2 separate regions of the Mus musculus genome follow, and region 2 is linked to region 1. The links are chromatin loops, found by intact Hi-C in ENCODE. Cell type or tissue: gastrocnemius. All regions are shown on one strand. Region 1 holds the start of 9930014A18Rik (RIKEN cDNA 9930014A18 gene). Region 2 has its middle 29 kb from the start of A1bg.

What was found. Hi-C counts contacts between places; a loop is a spot of excess contacts. Peaks named below come from ENCODE experiments on the same cell type or tissue, not always from the same donor. Only the 100,000 strongest peaks of a DNase experiment are listed, where the experiment ranks them.
Region 2: a loop joins it to region 1, with 2.9 times the contacts of the local background. A loop is called at or near these places in 5 of 42 quality-filtered maps.

Annotation. Positions count from the first base shown.
Region 1 is chr15:60,821,688-60,824,187 of GRCm38, reverse strand. Lratd2 (LRAT domain containing 1) reads left to right here. Exons shown (of 2, transcript NM_001162926.1): 2 at 197-2,500. The coding sequence starts at 293. The coding sequence ends at 1,225. 9930014A18Rik (RIKEN cDNA 9930014A18 gene) reads right to left here and starts at 1,223. Exons shown (of 3, transcript NR_030696.1): 1 at 1-1,223. In gastrocnemius, a CTCF peak has its summit at 1,091; DNase peaks (open chromatin) are centred at 387, 1,022, 1,642, 2,008 and 1 more place; H3K4me3 peaks cover 2,500 bases; H3K27ac peaks cover 2,405 bases.
Region 2 is chr15:60,891,461-60,893,960 of GRCm38, reverse strand. No RefSeq gene overlaps it. Among named protein-coding and RNA genes, the nearest start is that of A1bg, 29 kb to the left of the region's middle. In gastrocnemius, no CTCF peak of the experiment used is centred here; no DNase peak of the experiment used is centred here; H3K4me3 peaks cover 1,022 bases; H3K27ac peaks cover 1,671 bases.

The DNA.
Region 1 (2,500 bases):
GGAAGGGGAAAGCTGGAGTGGCCATGTCTCCAGTGATCGTGACCTTAGTGGTGTAGAAACGCGAGGAAGCACGTCCCCCAGACTTCTCCTAAAATGGCTCCAGGTGCTCGGGCCCCTACCGGTTCTTTTTCAAGAAACAAACGTCTTTTTCTGGAGTGGCACCTACAAACATCTCCCTCGTCTTCTCTTCCAACAGGTGGCTTTAGCCCCTGCCCGGGCACCAGTGCCAATGACTCTGACGGTGGTTTCGCTTTCTCCTCTTGAAGTCTTGTGAACGAGAGTCCACAGCGTAATGGGCAACCAGGTGGAAAAACTGACCCACCTAAGTTATAAGGAAGTTCCCACGGCCGACCCGACCGGCGTGGATCGAGACGATGGGCCCCGCATCGGAGTCTCTTATATTTTCTCCAATGACGACGAGGATGTGGAACCTCAGCCACCGCCCCAGGGGCTTGATGGCGGAGCTTTGTCCGACTCCGGGGATCGGCCTCCCCTGCCCCCGCCGCAGCCCTACGACCCGCGGCAGCACGAGGTGGAATGCTCGGTGTTTTATCGTGATGAGTGCATCTATCAGAAAAGCTTCGCGCCAGGATCGGCGGCTCTGAGCACCTACACACCGGAGAACTTGCTCAACAAGTGCAGTCCGGGTGACCTGGTGGAGTTTGTATCGCAGGCTCAATACCCGCACTGGGCTGTCTACGTGGGCAATTTCCAGGTGGTGCATTTGCACCGGCTGGAGGTGAGCAACAGCTTCCTGACCGATGCGAGCCAGGGCCGGCGCGGCCGCGTGGTCAACGATCTGTATCGCTACAAGCCACTGAGCCCTAGCGCTGTAGTGCGCAACGCGCTGGCCCACGTGGGCGCCAAGGAGCGCGAGCTCAGCTGGCGCAACTCCGAGAGCTTTGCGGCCTGGTGCCGCTATGGCAAACGCGAGTTCAAGATCGGTGGCGAGCTGCGCATCGGCAAGCAGCCCTACCGTTTGCAGATTCAGCTCTCGGCTCAGCGCAGCCACACTCTCGAGTTCCAGAGCCTGGAGGACTTGATCATGGAGAAGCGGCGCAACGACCAGATCGGACGCGCGGCGGTGCTACAGGAGCTCGCCACGCACCTGCACCCGGCTGAGCCGGATGAGGGCGACAGCGACGCGACTCGGACTACACCGTCCCCCCTGCGTCCCCCAGCATCGGGCTCCGAGGAGGAGAACGGAGACTCGGTCGTGCACTGATACTTGAACTGGGCTCAGAGCTACAAAAGGAAGCTGTTTGCTGCAGCCACGCCCTCTTCCTCCCGCTCTTCTCCCCCCCCCAACACTTGGGCCCCATTTAGTATTCCTGGGCCTTTTGGAAAAAGCGGAGTTGGTGAAATGTACTGCAGGCTTTGGACAGGGGAGGAGGAAGGGGACTTAGGGAGCAGGTAGGATTGGCTGGTGGGTGGCCATGGGATGCTTTTTCTTCAGGCCCTCTCAGTCCACCTTCCTTTCCCAGGTGGGGTAAAGTGGGAACTTGCTTGCGGCTTCAACCCTATCAGATCTGGGACCAAATTTAACCCTTCGTATACAAGCAGGCTTGGGGGAAATCTCAGAGCACATTTGCCCTGCATTCTGTCTCTCTGGATCCCTCACTACACTCAGCTTGGAGGATGCAGGGTACAAAGGCCGGAGAGGATTGGGGAGGAGCCGCTTCGGGTCTGCTGGGAGAACTGCTTATCTGCTTCCCCCGCTGAGCTGTGCTTGGGATCCTAGAAGCTGGAGTGATTTATTTTTATGGGATTCCCGGGGCACAAGGCTGCTGAAACTACAAGATCTGGGATCAGCAGACCAAAACCAAACAGCCCCGTATTAAGTGCAGCAAATACTTTAGCAAACTCAGGCTACAGGCTACAAAAGGATTTCACTACCTCCCCCTCCCTATCCCCAAGTACCTCCTCTTGGGAAGCTGGCTCTAAGCGGAGTCTTTGGCTTAGACTCCAATTCCTTCCCCCGGTTACAAGTAAATCATTGTCAAGGGCCAGCCAGGGAAAGGATTCAATTAAGGTGCCATTCTGCCTCCTGTGTTTTTGGCCTGCTGTTGTGGACTCTTAGAGCTATGGTGTTGTTATCAGGGGAGGCAATAGCCCTTTGTGTCTCTGATCTAATTAAACCTGTTTGGCGTGTTCATCTGCAGGTCACAGATGGGGTTGGCTTGTGCCACCCCATAAAGTATCCTCTAGGGAATCAACCAGTGCTACCCTGGAAAGAATTAAATCTCTCCTTGTCCCCTTGCTAAGTGGTGAAAGTAACCCTTTAAAAACCAAGCTGGACCTAGGGTTCGTTTTGCTTTTTGTTTTTCTCTCCCTGGTCTCCCTTCCTCGACAGACAGTTGCTGTGGTAGGGTGAGGGTTACTTTGCCATCCATGATGGGTGAAGTTTAAAGTACAAAGTCTTGTCATATGTACCCAATTTCTTTGTGGCTTGGAGAACATCCGATTCAGAACCCTTTACTAAGGGTGGTGGCATCAGACA
Region 2 (2,500 bases), 70 kb before region 1:
AAATATCTTTGAAGAAGTGAATCAATTAATGATTATTCATGAATAAGTGAAATCTCATCCATTTCTATTACTTCAAGAAAAATTACTCAGGTGCTCTAATGTTTTTATTACCTTCACAGAGAAGAATCTAGTCTAGTTATCTGTCCTAGGGTTTAATCTAGAATACTTATCTAATTCTAAACCAGTTAGAACATTCTCATACCCAAATACTAAGTCAATTTCTTTCTAATGTGAAAACATTCCTTTCATAGTAGAAGATATTTCTGACTATCCACTATCCACTCCTACACACTTAAGCCTGTAAGTTTACAACACACACACACACACACACACACACACACACACACACACACACACATACACACACACACACACACACACACACACACACACACACACACACACACACTTGATCTTCTACCTTTGTATACAGGGGAATGCCAAAGCCAAGAAGTAGGAGTGGGTGGGTAAGGGAGCAGGGCGGGGACCGGGGGAATAGGGAACTTTTGGGATAGCATTTGAAATGTAAATAAAGAAAATATTTAATAAAAAAAGAAAAGAAAAAGAAAAAGGAAAAGAAAAGGGAAAAGAAAAAGAAAAGGAAAACAGAGGTTTGTCCACACCTGCCACCGGAGAGCCTCCATGGGTTCCAACCGTGATTTTGTTTTGTTTTCATGCTTTTTCCGATGCCTGCCTGTTCACCAGTGTTCTTCCTGCTGCATAAGCTTAAAATAGAGCTCAACCTCTGACCAGCTAAGCTGCCTCCAAATAGCCTCAGAAACCTCAGCTTGACCTAGAAAGTTTTGTGTGACATCACTGGCCCTTAAATAAACAAAACACTTTTCCTGTCATCAACACTGTCTGAAATGCTACCATGCTTTGGATTTTTGTTTTCATTTATGTGACAAGTGCTTTAATAGATATTTCCCAATGGGTGGTATTCAAGAATCAAGTTCATTTTTTTTTCCTTCTCCTCACACCCTAGTTCCTCTGAGAGGTACTCACAAGAGCTACATGTCGTAGCCTCTTTCCACAAGGTGCTTGCTCTTCTTCCTTTTCCCACTATTGCCTCTGAGCACTGAGGTCGGGGAGGGCAGAGCTGGGACCCTTTCACTTAGGCCTGGATCCTTGCAAACTATTCCAGCTGCATGCTTTTCTGCCAGGAATCACCCTCCTCCTACCTTGTTGACACTGCTTAAAATCTGTTCTCTCTAAGAGAGAGTGAGCTTCCTAGAGTATGTCTTGGGATTGTTTTGCTCAACATCTGTTTCATGGACCTCAGCCTATTACCCAGGTGCTTTATTCATAGGCATATAATGAATATTTGTCAACTGCAGGAGAGAAAAAAATCTAGTTTGACTGAGTTATACAATCAGTGCCAAACTGTTACACCCTCAGCCTGAGCACATGCCAAGGACACGGGGGGGGGGGGGGGGGTGTGCAGATTTGTCCCTAAATTTGGACACTAACATAAACAAATATGCTTATGTTATGGTACATGAATATATTATACAATTCAAAAACTTTACATTTAAACCATGACAAATTCCGAATAAAAAAAATATAGCCAAAGTTATATTAGCCAAAAATTAAACCTGTGTTTTCTGAAGCTTTAAGTTAGACCTTTACCCATGCGTTTTAAAATATACTTCCCATGTACTATCTGTGCTGTGGTTACCAATTCCCAACTGAACAAATTCCAATAAAAAGCTGAATATTTAAAGTCCAAAGATAAACCCACAACCGTGGCTTAACAAACAAATGAAAAAAGGAGAAATTCTAGCTGGACTTATCTTGACTAAAATTAGCAGTGCTGTAGTGTTGCATCGGAGCTGCCCAGAGAAACTTCTAGTGTCTCTCTCAGCTGACAGTTTCCTTGTCAGCATCAATGAGTTTAACACTATTCAACTGTCAGATGGACATTTCAAAAGTACATTTCTTTGTAGTATTTTAAGTAATCAAAATCATTTTCCCCCCAGAAATAATATTGTAAATGGGCAAAAGTTCTCCTGGCTGGTTCAGGAAAGCCAGCTTATTCTCTAGTGTACTAGAAATACATTTGCAATTACAAAAGTAGGGAAAAAAATCATTCCAAGTTCATTTAAATGCCAAACATATAAAACATAGCAAGATATAACAAAAAGTCACTCTTTTTTTTTTCAGGCCCAATGCTTGCTACACAAATTGAAAATGAAGAAAATTAGCAATGTGCCATAGTATGGACTGCAAAAAAGAAAGGTGAGGCATGGAACTATTCTCTGACATTCCTCCACCTCTTCTCCTTAAGAAGGAGAAGCTAAGCATGAAGTGTAGCTGGATACAAGGGCAAACAGAAGACTTGTTCTCACAGTCCCTGTGCATCTAGATAAGATTACATTTTCAGTCAATGTGGTACATACAGAAATAAGAAACAATGCATGAAACATACAGATCATATCCCTTATGGCACAAGCTCACTTTCTTAAATTGACTAGGATGTGCAACTACCAAGGAAGAGTCA